Linked DNA regions of Homo sapiens: region 1 is linked to region 2. A link is an interaction called in ENCODE POLR2A ChIA-PET data of the cell type or tissue named here. Cell type or tissue: A673. All regions are shown on one strand. Each heading gives the region's core, and the rest is flanking DNA. Links, peaks and the distances in the headings are about the cores only. Region 1 overlaps TMPO (thymopoietin). Region 2 has its middle 97 kb from the start of APAF1.

Region 1 (13,840 bases), core at 10,231-12,730, 200 kb before region 2:
TCTCCCAGCTGGACAGTGGTGCGATCTCAGCTCACTGCAACCTCTGCCTTCCAATTTCAAGTGATTCTCCTGTCTCAGCCTCCCAAGTAGCTGGGATCACAGGCGTGTGCCACCATGCCCGGCTAATTTTTGTATTTTTAGTAGAGATAGTTTCCCTGTGTTGGCCAGGCTGGTCTCGAACTCCTGACCTCAAGTAATGTACCCGCCTCAGCCTCCCAAAGTGGTGGGTTTACAGTCGTGAGCCACTATGTCTGGCCGCATTATATGGTATTTTTTTTTTTAAGAACTTGAGTTTAGAAAAATAAAGGGTGAAAATAGCTTAAAATGTTGCTGAAGATAGTGTCTGAGCTGCATCCTAAATGAAACAATACAGGTACTAAAGCAAGTTCTGCCTTAATCCAGGAACAACCAGGAAGCTATATGAGAAAAAGCTTTTGAAACTGAGGGAACAAGGAACAGAATCAAGATCTTCTACTCCTCTGCCAACAATTTCTTCTTCAGCAGAAAATACAAGGCAGAATGGAAGTAATGATTCTGACAGATACAGTGACAATGAAGAAGGTAAAATTTTAAATGATGTTAATCAAATGTATGGAATTTTTTCACACTCAAAATTCAGTGACCATGAAGAAAGTAAAATTTAAAACAATATTGGCAAGATACACAAATTTTATTCGTGTCATTAGAGTAATTCTGTAATTTGATTTAAATACTTTTTATTGAAAATTCTAAGAAGCAACATAGTACAAATTCATAATTTTCCATCACCTGAAATTGCAAGTTAACTTTGTCTTTTTTGCTACAAATCTCATTTTTCTGAGAGAATAAAGTATTACAAGTAAAGGCAAAGTTTCTCGTACTTACCTGTACCTATCACCTCCACAGAAGTAACTACTATTATTAATTCAATGCCTGTCTTTCAAGTTTTATATTTCACATACACATCTGTCTAATACATGGTATTATTTTATACTTTAAGAATAAAAAATTTATATAAACAGTATGCTAAATCTTATCACTTGCTTTTTCTTACTCCATTATTTTTGAAATCTAATCCTGTTAATTACATATCTGTTTATTCTTCATAATTAATACATAGTGGTAGCATTTAAATATGGCATATTTTCTCTGTTCTCTATTGATAGGCATTTAAATTGTTCGCAGTTTTTGTTAATCTGACCTCAGGGCAACTTTAAAGCAAATATTTTGACTATATTTTTAGTAGACTGTATAGTATCTTAAAATTTGATCATGATGTTTAAATATTTTTTAAGGATAGTATGTGAAATAAATGTCCTTTAAAAATTATAAATACAACTTGATTTTTGTAAACTTTTAATTAATATGACTTGTGATTATTTATTTTGATCCAGATTGTTTATATCTCAATAAGCTTTGTCTACCAGGGCAAATCTGGCAGATTAGTTCAGAATATGAAATTATAGTCTTTTCCTTTGACAGCACTATTTTTAGCAAAGAGGCAAAGAATAAAATCAGCTCAAACACAGGTAATGCTTAAACTTCCTGCCTCTTTTGCCTCTACAGGAAAGAAGAAAGAACACAAGAAAGTGAAGTCCACTAGGGATATTGTTCCTTTTTCTGAACTTGGAACTACTCCCTCTGGTGGTGGATTTTTTCAGGGTATTTCTTTTCCTGAAATCTCCACCCGTCCTCCTTTGGGCAGTACCGAACTACAGGCAGCTAAGAAAGTACATACTTCTAAGGGAGACCTACCTAGGGAGCCTCTTGTTGCCACAAACTTGCCTGGCAGGGGACAGTTGCAGAAGTTAGCCTCTGAAAGGAATTTGTTTATTTCATGCAAGTCTAGCCATGATAGGTGTTTAGAGAAAAGTTCTTCGTCATCTTCTCAGCCTGAACACAGTGCCATGTTGGTCTCTACTGCAGCTTCTCCTTCACTGATTAAAGAAACCACCACTGGTTACTATAAAGACATAGTAGAAAATATTTGCGGTAGAGAGAAAAGTGGAATTCAACCATTATGTCCTGAGAGGTCCCATATTTCAGATCAATCGCCTCTCTCCAGTAAAAGGAAAGCACTAGAAGAGTCTGAGAGCTCACAACTAATTTCTCCGCCACTTGCCCAGGCAATCAGAGATTATGTCAATTCTCTGTTGGTCCAGGGTGGGGTAGGTAGTTTGCCTGGAACTTCTAACTCTATGCCCCCACTGGATGTAGAAAACATACAGAAGAGAATTGATCAGTCTAAGTTTCAAGAAACTGAATTCCTGTCTCCTCCAAGAAAAGTCCCTAGACTGAGTGAGAAGTCAGTGGAGGAAAGGGATTCAGGTTCCTTTGTGGCATTTCAGAACATACCTGGATCCGAACTGATGTCTTCTTTTGCCAAAACTGTTGTCTCTCATTCACTCACTACCTTAGGTCTAGAAGTGGCTAAGCAATCACAGCATGATAAAATAGATGCCTCAGAACTATCTTTTCCCTTCCATGAATCTATTTTAAAAGTAATTGAAGAAGAATGGCAGCAAGTTGACAGGCAGCTGCCTTCACTGGCATGCAAATATCCAGTTTCTTCCAGGGAGGCAACACAGATATTATCAGTTCCAAAAGTAGATGATGAAATCCTAGGGTTTATTTCTGAAGCCACTCCACTAGGAGGTATTCAAGCAGCCTCCACTGAGTCTTGCAATCAGCAGTTGGACTTAGCACTCTGTAGAGCATATGAAGCTGCAGCATCAGCATTGCAGATTGCAACTCACACTGCCTTTGTAGCTAAGGCTATGCAGGCAGACATTAGTCAAGCTGCACAGATTCTTAGCTCAGATCCTAGTCGTACCCACCAAGCGCTTGGGATTCTGAGCAAAACATATGATGCAGCCTCATATATTTGTGAAGCTGCATTTGATGAAGTGAAGATGGCTGCCCATACCATGGGAAATGCCACTGTAGGTCGTCGATACCTCTGGCTGAAGGATTGCAAAATTAATTTAGCTTCTAAGAATAAGCTGGCTTCCACTCCCTTTAAAGGTGGAACATTATTTGGAGGAGAAGTATGCAAAGTAATTAAAAAGCGTGGAAATAAACACTAGTAAAATTAAGGACAAAAAGACATCTATCTTATCTTTCAGGTACTTTATGCCAACATTTTCTTTTCTGTTAAGGTTGTTTTAGTTTCCAGATAGGGCTAATTACAAAATGTTAAGCTTCTACCCATCAAATTACAGTATAAAAGTAATTGCCTGTGTAGAACTACTTGTCTTTTCTAAAGATTTGCGTAGATAGGAAGCCTGGTACAAACAATTTAACGCTTTCTAGATCACATATTAGTCTCTAAGTTGTTTTCTGTTTCCTGCTTTACTTATGTTTTTACAATTCTCCAAAACTAAGAAAATTCTAATTAGGATATAAGGAGTATTTACTGTTCAATAGAATAATATGCATCCTCCTTTATACCTAGGACAGAATTAAACATTTGTTACACATTCAGAACAGTGATGTTGTTCTTTTTGATACTTTTATCTCAGTATCTTTTCACGTTCCATAACTTGTCCATATTTTTGCTCATATTTTCTTACTTTTCTTTGTTATTTATTCATGTCTGCAACATCAATCATAGTAGTCTAGATCAATGCAACTCAAAGCACCAGTCTACAAACTGTTACTTATCCACAGGCAAGATAAGCATGCACAAGAATTTAAATCTAGAGATACTTTTTAGGTCAATGACAGGATTTGATTTTTTAGCAAAATTTTATTAATAGCTAAAGCAATGTATTGATTTACACTCTGATGCAAGTAATTTATCTCTTCATTGACTGGTAGCAACCAATTCATGGACCAGTACCATGGACCACACTTTGAGAAACACTTCTTTGGATAATAATAGATATCCTGGGATAGTGCATGTTCACCATCTATTTTGTCAGATAATGGGGCCTTTTAAAAAATAATACTTTGCTTTCATGATATATTGTATTTTGTGGAAAGTTAAGTTTAGCAATATAGACTCTAAAAGCAAATTAAATTTTTTTAAGCCATAAGAAATTATACTATATCCCAGTATCTGTATGTCTGTATAAAGCAGTGTATTATCATGTTTTCATTTCTGTGATTGTAAGTTAAGAGTCTTAACTGCAGAGGTATTGTGGAAAGTAGTAGCCTTAAGCATAATAAAATATGGTCTCTTGGGTACTCCCTCTGGCCATTACCACATTCTTAGATTATATGTGTCCATCTTTGCAGCTTTCTGAGAGTAATTTTATTTGTTGTCTTCTGAAATGTACATGTATACATGTACCTACTGAGTGCTATGTGATTTTTAAAAATGTATTACTGTAGAATGCTTCTGCAAATTCAATAAAGTTGTTAAATTTGAACAGTGTTGTGTGGTCTCCAGAAACATGTTGTTCTGTGTGCTTTATTCTTGGAGTTGCAACAAGTTAAATATTTGTATATGAACACCCCTTTTCCATTTCATCATTGAAACTCACTTTGACATTTCAGTGGTATAATTGAAAATATTCTGATTATGGTATGGTTTTTCTTCTGTTTGAGGACCATGTTTTTATTGACTGTTGGAATCTAAATTTATAAGAGGAATTAATCTGTAACCAGATACCTTATTCGTTTAACCGATTTCTATTCCACTACTAATGGTTTTTTTTACTTTGTGCTTTCTAGTTCTTAGATTCTGAGTTAACAAAGCATAAAATAGATTTTATATTGCTGGGGGTTGTACCAAACATAGATACATTGACAGATCCATTGATAGAAGTGTTGGGAGATGGACTTGAAATCTTAGTCCTAAATAAAGACTGAACTGTTTAAACTAACTTGATAAAAATCACTGTTCGTTTTTGGGAACCTGCAAGTATTAAATAGATTCTGTACTAACTAGTATTAACACTGGAAAGTTAGCAAGACACATATAGATGTCTTGACCACTTTTTCACACAAGTTCAGAGTTCATGTAAAACTTTAGAATTGACTTCCTTTCTGTCTCTTCAGTAAGAAAGTAATCTAACTTAAATTTTTGGTAGTAGAAGTTTTAGAAATAACAACTGACTAATTTTGCTATACCATGATAAATGTCTACAAAAAGGGATTTTTTTTTTTTTGAAATGAAGTTTCGCTCTTGTCCCCAAAGCTGGAGTGCAATGGTGTGATCTCAGCTCGCTGCAACCTCCGCCTCCCAGGTTCAAGCAATTCTCCTGCCTTAGCCTCCTGAGTAGCTGGGATTACAGGTGTCTGCCACCAACCCTGGCTAATGTTTGTATTTTTAGTAGAGACGGGGTTTCACCATGTTGGCCAGGATGGTCTTAAGCTGACCTCAGGTGATCCGCCCACCTCGGCCTTCCAAAGTGCTGGGATTACAAGCGTGAGCCACCATGCCCTGCCAGGGATGTTAACTAAAATCAGTCTTTTCAAAACCTAGATCTTCAAATGATGATGAATTTAAGACTAGGAGACTGGAATATTGAAGCCTATTAAAAAATACATATCCTTGCGTTGTTAGGTTAATAACTATCATGGTGACAAGTGTATAAGTATTGGCTTCTTTTCAAAGAAATGTTATTTTTATTATAAGGACTGGGACGAGAAGTGACCTGTGATTGGTCGTATTTTTCTGTGAACAAGATTCCTTCTTTACCTGAGTTGTACCTAGGTTTTTTATAACTACATCAAAAAAGCTTTTATATTGTACTTATTAATGTTATGGCAGTTACTTATAGAAGCTTGGTACTATATGGATTTTTTTCATTTTTAAACTTTCCCTTCTATGTTCCAAATTTTAATTTAGTAAGTCAACCTTTGCTGTACAGTAGTAGTATACTGTATGGACAAAACAATGGTAACAATTGTGTTATTTTAAATGGCCTTTTTCCACATCTAAATTGTTCTTACTGAAAAGCTTTCGTGGGAGCATTTTGAACTCACTTCATGTTCAAAGCTATGAGTCCCAGATAAAGGAAAGGAGAATAGGTAGGAAGAAGTGGTTGTCAGATGAAAGGGTAAGGGAGATAAGCAAAAATGGGATAAATAATGAAACAGTTTTCAAGACAAATTGCAGTTAAACAATTTTGGACTAGTGAGGTATTACCAGTAGACTTGTTTTTCACCTTTTAATGTGCCTAAAACCAGGGTTCCCGATTAATATTAGGATAACATCATCATTTATTGAGTGTTTCAGAGAGTAATGGTTTCTCCAATGTTATTTCCAGACTCTAAAATAGAGCTCAAGCTTGAGAAGAGAGAACCACTAAAGGGCAGAGCAAAGACTCCAGTAACACTCAAGCAAAGAAGAGTTGAGCACAATCAGGTATCTTTAGTTTTATTACCACCGTGTACAGGTATAAATAACCTCCTGACAACACTAATCCATGTTTTAGCCTTTAATGGTTGACACCCAGATTCCAGCACGCTCAATAAACTTAATTCTGTTGTTAAATGATACTAAAAATCTAAACTTTGTGGGTTTTGTCAGTAGTGTAGCCTGTGATTACAGCAAAAGCAAATTTTTAATGTCTCATTTGTGTTTGAGTCTGTGCTAGATGTAGTTCAAAGCCAGTTATATGGTGTTTTGAAAGAAATATTTTAAAAGGTGGAAATATCTAGACACTTTTGATACAATTTCTTTAAAAGGCAATGGAAGGGTTTTATATTTGTGTCTTTGTCTCTAGATTTCTGACTTTGATTTTATGTTTGCCTGTCTTGTCTTCTGCGATTCTTTCCTAAACTCAGAAGCTAGTCTGGTCCTAAGACTACAGTTTTCTTTCCTTATTTCAGATGAAAATTTACCTTTTCTATTGTGGGAGAGGCGTTTCAGTTTTTCAAAAGGGAAATGTAGGAAACTAAGGAGAAAATAAGCATAGGTATAAATGAACAGAGAACAAATTATTGACTAACCTAGTATTGTTTACAGAGAACAAATTATTGACTAACCTAGTATTGTTTACAGAGAACAAATTATTGACTAATGCAGCATTGATTTGGCTGATGCTTTATAAGACAGCTATTCCTAGAGTCATTTTCCTTACCCCTGCTATGTCTAGCTGGATGATTTGTCTAGTTGGTTATCTTTTCCATCTCCTATTTGTCACTTTGTGTGTTTGTTTGTGACGGAGTTTTGCTCTTGTCACCCGGGCTGGAGTGCAGTGGCGTGATCCCATCTCATTGCAACCTCCACCCTGCTGGGCTCAAGCGATTCTCCTGCCTCAGCCTCCCAAGTAGCTGGGATTACAGGCACATGCCACCACGCTCAGCTAATTTTTGTATTTTTAGTAGAGACGGGGTTTCACCGTGTTGGCCAGGCTGGTCTCAAACTCCTGACCTCAGGTGATCCACCTGCATTGGCCTCCGAAAGTGCTGGGATTACAGGTGTGAGCCACCGCGCCCAGCCTGTTTGTCGTTTTAAAATCAAATCCTTAGAGGAATTATTCTTGATTCCTTAAGGCAAGTCAGTCTCTCTCTTCATTTGATGTAGTTGATAAGTTGAATTTCAGAACGATTTGTTAGAAATGAGCTTTGTGACAAGAACATACAGAGCATTGAATGAATGAAGACTTTGTTAACATAGAACCAAATACTGGAATACATGTTTTATTGCCCTTTTATGTAGTAGTCCTAACAAATAGCTTCAGGAGCATGCTGAAGAATAAGGAAATAGGCCGGGCGCGGTGGCTCACGCCTGTAATCCCAGCACTTTGGGAGGCCGAGGCGGGCGGATCACCTGAGGTCCGGAGTTCGAGACGAGCCTGACCAACATGGAGAAACCCTGTCTCTACTAAAAATACAAAATTAGCCAGGCATGGTGGTGCATGCCTGTAATCCTAGCTACTCCGGAGGCTGAGGCAGGAGAATCGCTTGAACCTTGGAGGCGGAGGTTGCTGTGAGCCGAGATCGCGCCATTGCACTCTAGCCTGGGCAACAAGAGCGAAACTCTGTCTCAAAAATAAATAAATAAATAAATAAATAATAAAGATGGTCTAAGGGATAATTGAGTTGGAGGAATCTAAACTGAGGAGCAGAATAAATAGTCAAAGGAGTGTAGGTTTAGATGACAGGCAGAATTAGACAGTGGCTTTATTGCAGAAAATTTAAAACATGTAGAAGAGTGGAGGGAAGAGTTTAATGACCCTCCAGTCATAGATGTGCCACAGTTGTCAGTGTTTTACCAGTTTGGTTTCATCACCCCACACCCTCCAGCTTTTTAAATTACTTTTTTTTTTTTTTTTTTTGAGACAGAATCTCACTCTGTCGCCCAGGTTGGAGTGCAGTGGCACAATCTCGGCTCACTTGCAACCTCCGCCTCCTGGGTTCAAGCAGTTCTCCTGCTTCAGCCTCCTGAGTAGCTGGGATTACAGGTTCCCGCCACCATGCCCAGCTAGTTTTTGAATTCTTAGTAGAGACCAGGTTTCACCATGTTGGCCAAGCTGGTCTCGAACTCCTGACCTCAGGTGATCCACCCGCCTTGGCCTCCCAGATTGCTGGGATTACAGGCATGAGCTACCGCACCTGGCAATAAATTGCTTTTGATTTTTTTTATTTTGCTTTTTCCTGGAGTATATTAAAGCAGTCTTTGACATAGTGTTTCACACATTAAAAAGTCAGCATTTTAGCATATATCTCTGAAAGATAAGTGCTATTCCAGTGACAATGCCAATATCACACCTAATAAAATTAATAATTTATTTGTATCTAATTCATGTTTAAATTTCTCTAGTTTCAGAAATGTTTCGTTTATGATTATGTTGTTCAAATCAGGATCCAGACAGGATCCACATATCCGGTTTGATTTTTGGTTGTTTTACTCTCTCAAGTCTGTAGCTGTTACCACTGTAACTTTTTCTCTTCCCTCCATTTATTTGGTGAAGAAACCAGGTCATTACAGAATTTCCCAACATTCTGGATTTGTTAGGTTGCTTCTTTATGTCATTTAATTAGCTTCTCTATACGCTGCATTTTCTGTAGAGTGGGTTAGATCTGTAGTGAGGCTATGCAGTAGACCTTTCTGTGATAGAAATTTTTCATACCTGTGCTATCCGTTACAGTAGCCACTAGCTATTGAATACTTCGATGGTGACTAGTGAGGCTGAGAAACTCTGTTTTGCTTTGTTGTTGTTGTTGTTTTTGTTTTTGTTTGTTTGTTTTTTGAGATGGAGTTTCATTCTTTTTGCCAAGGTTGGTGTGATCTCAGCTCCCCACAACCTCTGCCTCCCAAGTTCAAGCGATTCTCCTGCCTCAGCCTCCTGAGTAGCTGGGATTACAGGCATGTGCCACCACGCCCGGCTAATTTTGTATTTTTAGTAGAGACGGGGTTTCTCCGTGTTGGTCAGGCAGGTCTCGAACTCCCGACCTCAGGTGATCCACCCGCCTCAGCCTCCCAAAATGCTGGGATTACAGGCGTGAGCCACTGCGCCTGGCGGAAACTATGTTTTAATTTTAATTTAAATTAAATTTCAATGACCATATGTGGCTAGTGGCCTACCATATTGGACGGCACAGATCCAGAGGGTTGGTCAGATCCATGTCCAGTTTCTTTCACAAGAATACTTAAATGATATAGCGGCCTTCCTGTTACATCGTTTTAGGAGGTATAGAATGTCTTTCTGGCGATGCTAAAATTAGTAATTGATTTAGATTTTGAAAGATTAATCCATCTGTTATAAAGATCCACATTGTCCTTTCATTTAATGGTTCTAACAGCCATTGTCATATGATTATTGCCTAGGTCTATTATTTTGAGGTTTTTTTTATGTATTGAATTTATGATCAGTTACAGTCATCATTCTTTTTTGATGTTCACATTGTGCCATCTGTAGCCATTAGGAATTACTAAGTTGGTTCCTGTATTTTTTAATTCCTTCCCCCATTTATCTTTGATAGTTTCTTGTTTTCTGGAATAGTAAGACGTCCCAGGCTCATGTATACTTCCTGCGTCATGCCTGGAATCAGCCATGTTTCTAAGGAACCGTGATCCTTTTAATAGATAATACTATTTGGAAGCAACAATTTGGATGCTGACATGTTCATTCCTACTGGTTGTCATTGTTTCTGGGTCTTTTCAGTAGGTAGTGCTAGGTAAATCATGAATTAATGGTGATATTTCAAATTTATAAATACAGGCTAATTTTGGGTTATGTTATACTTGTATCATTTTTATCTTATGCTGAATATCTTGGTTCTTCAAATGATGTTGTTACTTATGTAAGTATCACAACATATATGTGTTTCTAAATAATACAGTATTACTACTAACAATAAGACTGTTAAATGCAATTTGGGCTTTTGTTTTCCTTGTCTTTAGGACATATCCCACTAGAATGTAATGTCAAAACACTGTGCTTAAAGTCACTTGAAAGAATTTTTTTGTGTCATACAGCCACCAACTTAATAGTTAGGTTTTTTTGTTCTCTAATGCTAGGATTGCTTTTTCTTTTATTATTTTTTAATTGTGTTGAGAGTATAATGTAGTTTTATGTAGGCAAAATAAGGTAGAGTCAGAATTTTGGCTTCTGTCCTTTTCCCTTCCATCTACAGATAAGCATTTTTATTGTTTTGATTTATATTTTGTTTCTTTTTAAAAATATAAGTAAATATATAGATTTTTATATGCTCCCCTTTTACATAAAATGCAGCCTGCTTTGTACATTTCCATTTTTAACCTAAACCTAGAGATCACTCCATATCGGAACGTAGCCATCTTCCTCATTGCTTTGTACAACTGCATTTTATGTGTTGCATTTTATGGATGTACTGTAATTTATTTAACCACTCTCCATTTGGTGAATATTTGAGTTGTTTTCAGCTGTATGTTGCTATGAATAATGCCAGGATGAACCATGGAGCAGCATTTTGCATGTGTCACTGCATATTTTTTGCCAGTTTATCTTGGGGAAGCGTACCAGTAAAATTGCTAGGTAATTTCACCATTACATTTCTCTGCATATGAGTTGAAGCATTTTGCATTCCCACCAGCAGTGTTTGAAAGTACTGTTCTCAAATGGAGGAATATGAGGCTTTTTTGTTTTGTTTTGTTTTTTAATAAAGTTAGTACGAGTAACCATATTGGTCATGTTTTACTTAAATTGATAGGCCTTCAAGATGGCTTTTAGTTATCTCAGGAGCTTTAGAAATTATCTATTCCCAGACCTGGAGAGATTCTGATTTAATTGGTTATGGTAGTTGGGGGCATTTGCTTTTTTTTTTTTTTTTAAAGCTCTCCTTGATGGTACTGTGCCACAAGGATTGAGAATCTCAGATTATAAAACTACCTTTCCGTCTATTCAAATAGTTGGTAATTTGACTATTAAAAACCACTTACTCTGGCCAGGTGCAGTGGCTCACACCTGTAATCCCCGCACTTTGGGAGGCCCAGGTGGGTGGATCACCTGAGGTCAGGAGACCAGCCTGGCCAACATGGCAAAACCCTGTCTCTACTGAAAATACAAAAAAATCAGCCAAGTGTGCTGGTGCGTGCCTGTAATCCCAGCTACTCAGGAGGGTGAGGCAGGAGAATCACTTGAACCTCGCAGGTGGAGGTTGCGGTGAGTGGAGATTGCACCACTGTACTCCAGCCTGGGCAACAGAGCGAGATTCTGTCTCAAAAAAATAAATAAAATAAAAATTAAAAAGCAGTTACTCTGTGTATGTCTGTAATTTGTTTACAAGTTTCTCTTTTGACAATAATTTTGCATTCAGCAAATACTTCCTAATTGATAGGATGAGGAACCCAGAGATTCAGATTGTGACTTAAAACTCTTATAATATCAATTCCAAATATAGATAAATACAAAACCATGATTTATGAGACTATGTCTGTAACTTGTGGGGTTTTGGTAGTATTACATCCAGCCATTTAGGCATATTTATTGGATGACCACTCCTGTCACAGGATTAAAGTTTAAAAAAAAAATCTGTCTTTAATAGACATTGACTTGGACCTAAAACCATCAGTAATCTAGGTTAAATATTGGCGTGAAAGCAAAAGTGACAACAGAAGGACACTCTACTATAATACTGATCATTGATGGATGTTCTGTAGTTAAAAGAATTTAAAAGAATCATCTGGTAATAGCGACTTCAAAACTGAAAACCTTAAACTACTTGGAATGCGGAATTTCGGGCCCTACAGCTACAGAATCAGAATCTGCATTTAACAGAAGCTTCAAGTGATTGATAGGCACATTACAATTTAAGAAGAACTGATCTAATGGGTTTTAAACCAGTATGTAAGAAATGCTGGATTCTTTAAAAATGATCAGTGGAACATAGAAATTAATCTGAGACTGAGAATTAATCTGAGGCAGCTGTTTTCTGTCTTTCTGTAGTGACATGGATAGCATTGAGATTTGAAAGTGACGTTAGGCTTGCATATTCATTAAAGAGTGACCACAGGGTTTTTGTGGCTACCTAATTTTGTATCTGTTTCCAAGAAAAATTTGACACCTGAGAATTTTTTAGTTCAAATAAGCTATATGTGGGATTATAATTTAAACTGATTCTACTAAAATGATTATAACCATATGAAAATAATAATGTTTATGCTAACAATTACAAAAGTTTGTATTTTTGTTTTAAAAGGAAACTGACTTATAATAGATGACTTTTTTCTAAGTCATGATCAGTCTGCTTTTTGTTTAGACAGAGATGTAGCTCCAATACTAGAGCCAAATAGCACACAGTGAGTCAAAAAGGGAACTGGTGATAGTTGATGTGCTTTTTTTCCCATAATGTTTATAATTTGTGAGCTACTATAGGTGGATTCTTTAGTGTATTTTAGCACTTTTTAAGTGTTTCCTGATGCCTAAATATCAGTTCAATTAATACATTTAGGAATATTTTGAGGACATAGCCTTGTTTGTAAATGCTGGCATTTGGAGACTTCTATTTCATGGCTTCTCAGTGTGCCAGTATGGCCGTTATTAAAGTATTTGATGTTAGAATATGACTTTTTAATGTGTTGATGCTTGAATAGAGCTATTCTCAAGCTGGAATAACTGAGACTGAATGGACAAGTGGATCTTCAAAAGGCGGACCTCTGCAGGCATTAACTAGGGAATCTACAAGAGGGTCAAGAAGAACTCCAAGGAAAAGGGTGATGCAAGGCTTATTCCTTGGGTTTTCAGATTTGTAGGGTTTTAGTATTATTTTATATTTATTGTTTTTGTTTTGTTTTCAAACTAACAGGTGGAAACTTCAGAACATTTTCGTATAGATGGTCCAGTAATTTCAGAGAGTACTCCCATAGCTGAAACTATAATGGCTTCAAGCAACGAATCCTTAGTAAATATGTTTCATAAACTATACAAGTGGTATTCTTTGTAAATTACCCTTTAATTGGAAATGGGGAGGTGGTGAATTTTGGCAAATCTCAAATTTACATGTTTTTTTTTTTTAACAATTTTAAACTGATTTTCCCCATATAGTTCTGAATTTTAGAATTTTCCTATAATATCCAATTTATGTAAAGAAATCTAATTCATTGTACAAGAAAGTATAAGGATATTTTTTGTTAAAATATTTGAAGAATGAGGCTTCATATGTGAGGCACTAAGTTGTGTTTGTAGGCTGTGTTGCTTAAATCTTTACTAAGGGAAAATTTCTAATATTACAGAGATAAAATATCTTTCTTTTCTTTTTAAGTGTCTGTGTTATGTTTGGATAATTCTGAGTCTGAATAATTTGAATCTTGGCAGGTTGTCAATAGGGTGACTGGAAATTTCAAGCATGCATCTCCTATTCTGCCAATCACTGAATTCTCAGACATACCCAGAAGAGCACCAAAGAAACCATTGACAAGAGCTGAAGTAAATGAATACAATTTAGATCGATGCTATCATTGATCTTTCAAAGAGGAAATATA
Region 2 (2,500 bases), core at 1-2,500:
TATCATAAAGCTACAATTCCAGCTCTGTACTGCCTATCTCTGAAGTTCATGTTACATGAGGGAAAATTCAACCCCTGCCTCGTTTAAGACATTGTTATTGCTGGTCTTTGCTACTAGTTCTTTAGTTCAATTCCTAACTGATACTTCCCAAAACAAACCTGGTGAATAACAGCAATTCAACAAATGTCACCGACCCCTGAATCTCTGCCTCCTCCACCCACTCACCCCAGCTACAAACACTCTTTCTTTCTCCTGATGAGTAACCGGGCATCTAGCTGTAAGGTTGCTGAAGCTTTGTGGAATCTCAGAAAGTCATAAAGCTACTGAACAAGTTCACAAACAAGTGATGCATAGACCACACCCAGCCCACAGATGAGTTCTGTGTGGCTCACACTTATTTTTTAAAACTGGGTTTGCTGCCAACACTTCAAAACCCAACGATTTTGCGTGAAAATCCAGATTTCTTAGAAAATCTGTGGACCCAGGGTCTTCCTTTCTGCCTGGCAACAATCAGCTGGAACTCAGCAGTGGTTGCCCCTGAGATGAGGCACAGCCCCATCCCCCTCACTCATGTCACCTGTATGGCTTGGAAGGCATGTGAGTTTGCAACCTGCTCAAACCCACACCCCAGAAACGGCCCGCTAAAATGGGATTTCAGAATCCACTTGTACCTTTCTTCTTTCTCAGTCTCCCCTGACTCAACACAGCACACTGGCATTGTTTTTTTCCTCTCAGACAACTCAGCATGCACTTTTGAGAATCAGAGAGAAATCCGCCTCTCAAATGTCAGAAAACAGCTGATGCTGCCTCTTACTTGGGGGCCTTTTGACTTCCCACGTGTCTTACTGCCACTTGAGAGGGAGGGCTGCAGGCAGGCAGGCTCCCTGGGGAGCAGCTGTTGGGATGCTTGATTGAGGCCCTGAGACAGCCAGAGGACAATTAAATTGGGTATTGAATATGAATTGCTTTGAATGGTTTTTATTACCACATTGTGAGCTGACTTTGGTTGTAAAATCTGACTCCATCTCTTGCTCTTACTGTGGTGATGAGACAGAACTTCAAGATGTCTTAAATAGCAGGGCTTGGAACATGCATATTAGCTCATCTGTACTCGTGAAGTCTGTCATCTGATACCCGCGCTCCTCCACTGTCTGAACCAAGTTAGGAGCCCTGATTAAACCTCCGCGGCTGCAGTCGCCACCTTCCGCCGGGGTGACCCCATTGGAGATGACAAATGAAGGATGTCTTATTTCAGCCTGATGTGTAAGTCTTCACAGCACTGGTCGTTAACTACTCTTGGAAAGTTAAATGCCCATGCAGCTTTTTTTTTTTTTTTCCCCAAACAAACATAGGTCTCTGAGGTTTTGGAGAGAAAAACAAAAACTGTTTTAATAATAATTTGTAGCTATGCTTTTTGATGAGTTGCACACTGAGTGCAATATGTTGGCTGCAGAATGACCATCTTTGCAGAAGCAACTCTAAGGAAAGTGATGCCACGCTAAGCACAGAGTGAGTTCTCAATAAGTAGACCGACTTGAGCGGAAGACAGAAACAGTTAAGTGGAGTTGGCATTTCCCTGGTTGGCACCAAGGTCTCAGGGTTATTTCGACCACAAAATTAAGTTCCAGCTCCTAGCTACTAACAGAGTCACAATATGCAGCATGGTGATGGTCAAAAGGCCTGAGCAAGTTCAAAGCGCCGTCTCTGCCGGCTTTGGAACCGGTTTCTGTGGGAAGCAGGACTCTGTTGCTGGGGCAGGCAGATGCTTGTGTCCATTTGCCTAGAGGCAGTAAATGTGGGGCTGGCTGGCTGGCTGTTGGGGAGCTAGGACTGGAATATGGGGTGGGCCAGTGGGCCTTGCTGCATGTAGACTCTGTGCTGGCTGTGTTGGCTAGTTAGTTACCCAACTTTATTTCAAAAAATGTGTTTCGAACCTTCAGATCGACTAGCCTATCTAAAAAGAGAACTTAGAAAGTTATTTTTTTTAAAAAAAGTCTTCTTCCTACGGATTTCCTGAACATGGCCATTATATTCTAATTCTCTTGAGGCTAGATCACTTATCAAATTTTCATTTCTTTTCAGAAGTAATTAGGAGTGATGCTACCTTGAATCCAGGTGTGAATTTTTATTGATTTTTGAGGATTTGGCCACGTGTTCCTTTATCCAAGCCTGTCTTCTGCTCCATCTTATCCAAACAAACATTGAACCAGCAATATTCCCAAGTATTCCAACTTGAGAAAAATCTTGTGTGTCTTGAGAAAAATCATTTCCATGACTTATTAATGAACTAACTAGGGATAATTTTCATAGGGTTCGTTAACTCAGATTTATCATAGAATACAATTTAATAAGAAACAATTAAATGGAGTAATTGAATTCAAGTCCTTTTTTGAGTAATGATGTTAGCATTCAATGACCCCCCCTGCCCATGGTTATTGAAGTTATCAATGTATCAATTTTCCCCTTGAAGAAAATCAGCTGCAAATCTCTTCGTCAATGC

The links. ChIA-PET counts read pairs that join two places held together with the same protein. Peaks named below come from ENCODE experiments on the same cell type or tissue, not always from the same donor. Only the 100,000 strongest peaks of a DNase experiment are listed, where the experiment ranks them.
Region 1: POLR2A ChIA-PET joins it to region 2 with 7 read pairs; 2 of 35 experiments call an interaction of 5 or more read pairs at or near these places.

What each region holds. Positions count from the first base shown.
Region 1 is chr12:98,531,278-98,545,117 of GRCh38, forward strand. It overlaps TMPO (thymopoietin), which reads left to right. Exons shown (of 9, transcript NM_001032283.3): 3 at 403-561; 4 at 6,198-6,295; 5 at 12,953-13,072; 6 at 13,165-13,260; 7 at 13,674-13,784. Among named protein-coding and RNA genes, the nearest start is that of TMPO-AS1, 22 kb to the left of the region's middle. In A673, for the core only: no CTCF peak of the experiment used is centred there; no DNase peak of the experiment used is centred there.
Region 2 is chr12:98,741,024-98,743,523 of GRCh38, forward strand. It overlaps a transcript of ANKS1B not described here. Among named protein-coding and RNA genes, the nearest start is that of APAF1, 97 kb to the left of the region's middle. In A673, for the core only: a CTCF peak has its summit at 1,270; a DNase peak (open chromatin) is centred at 978.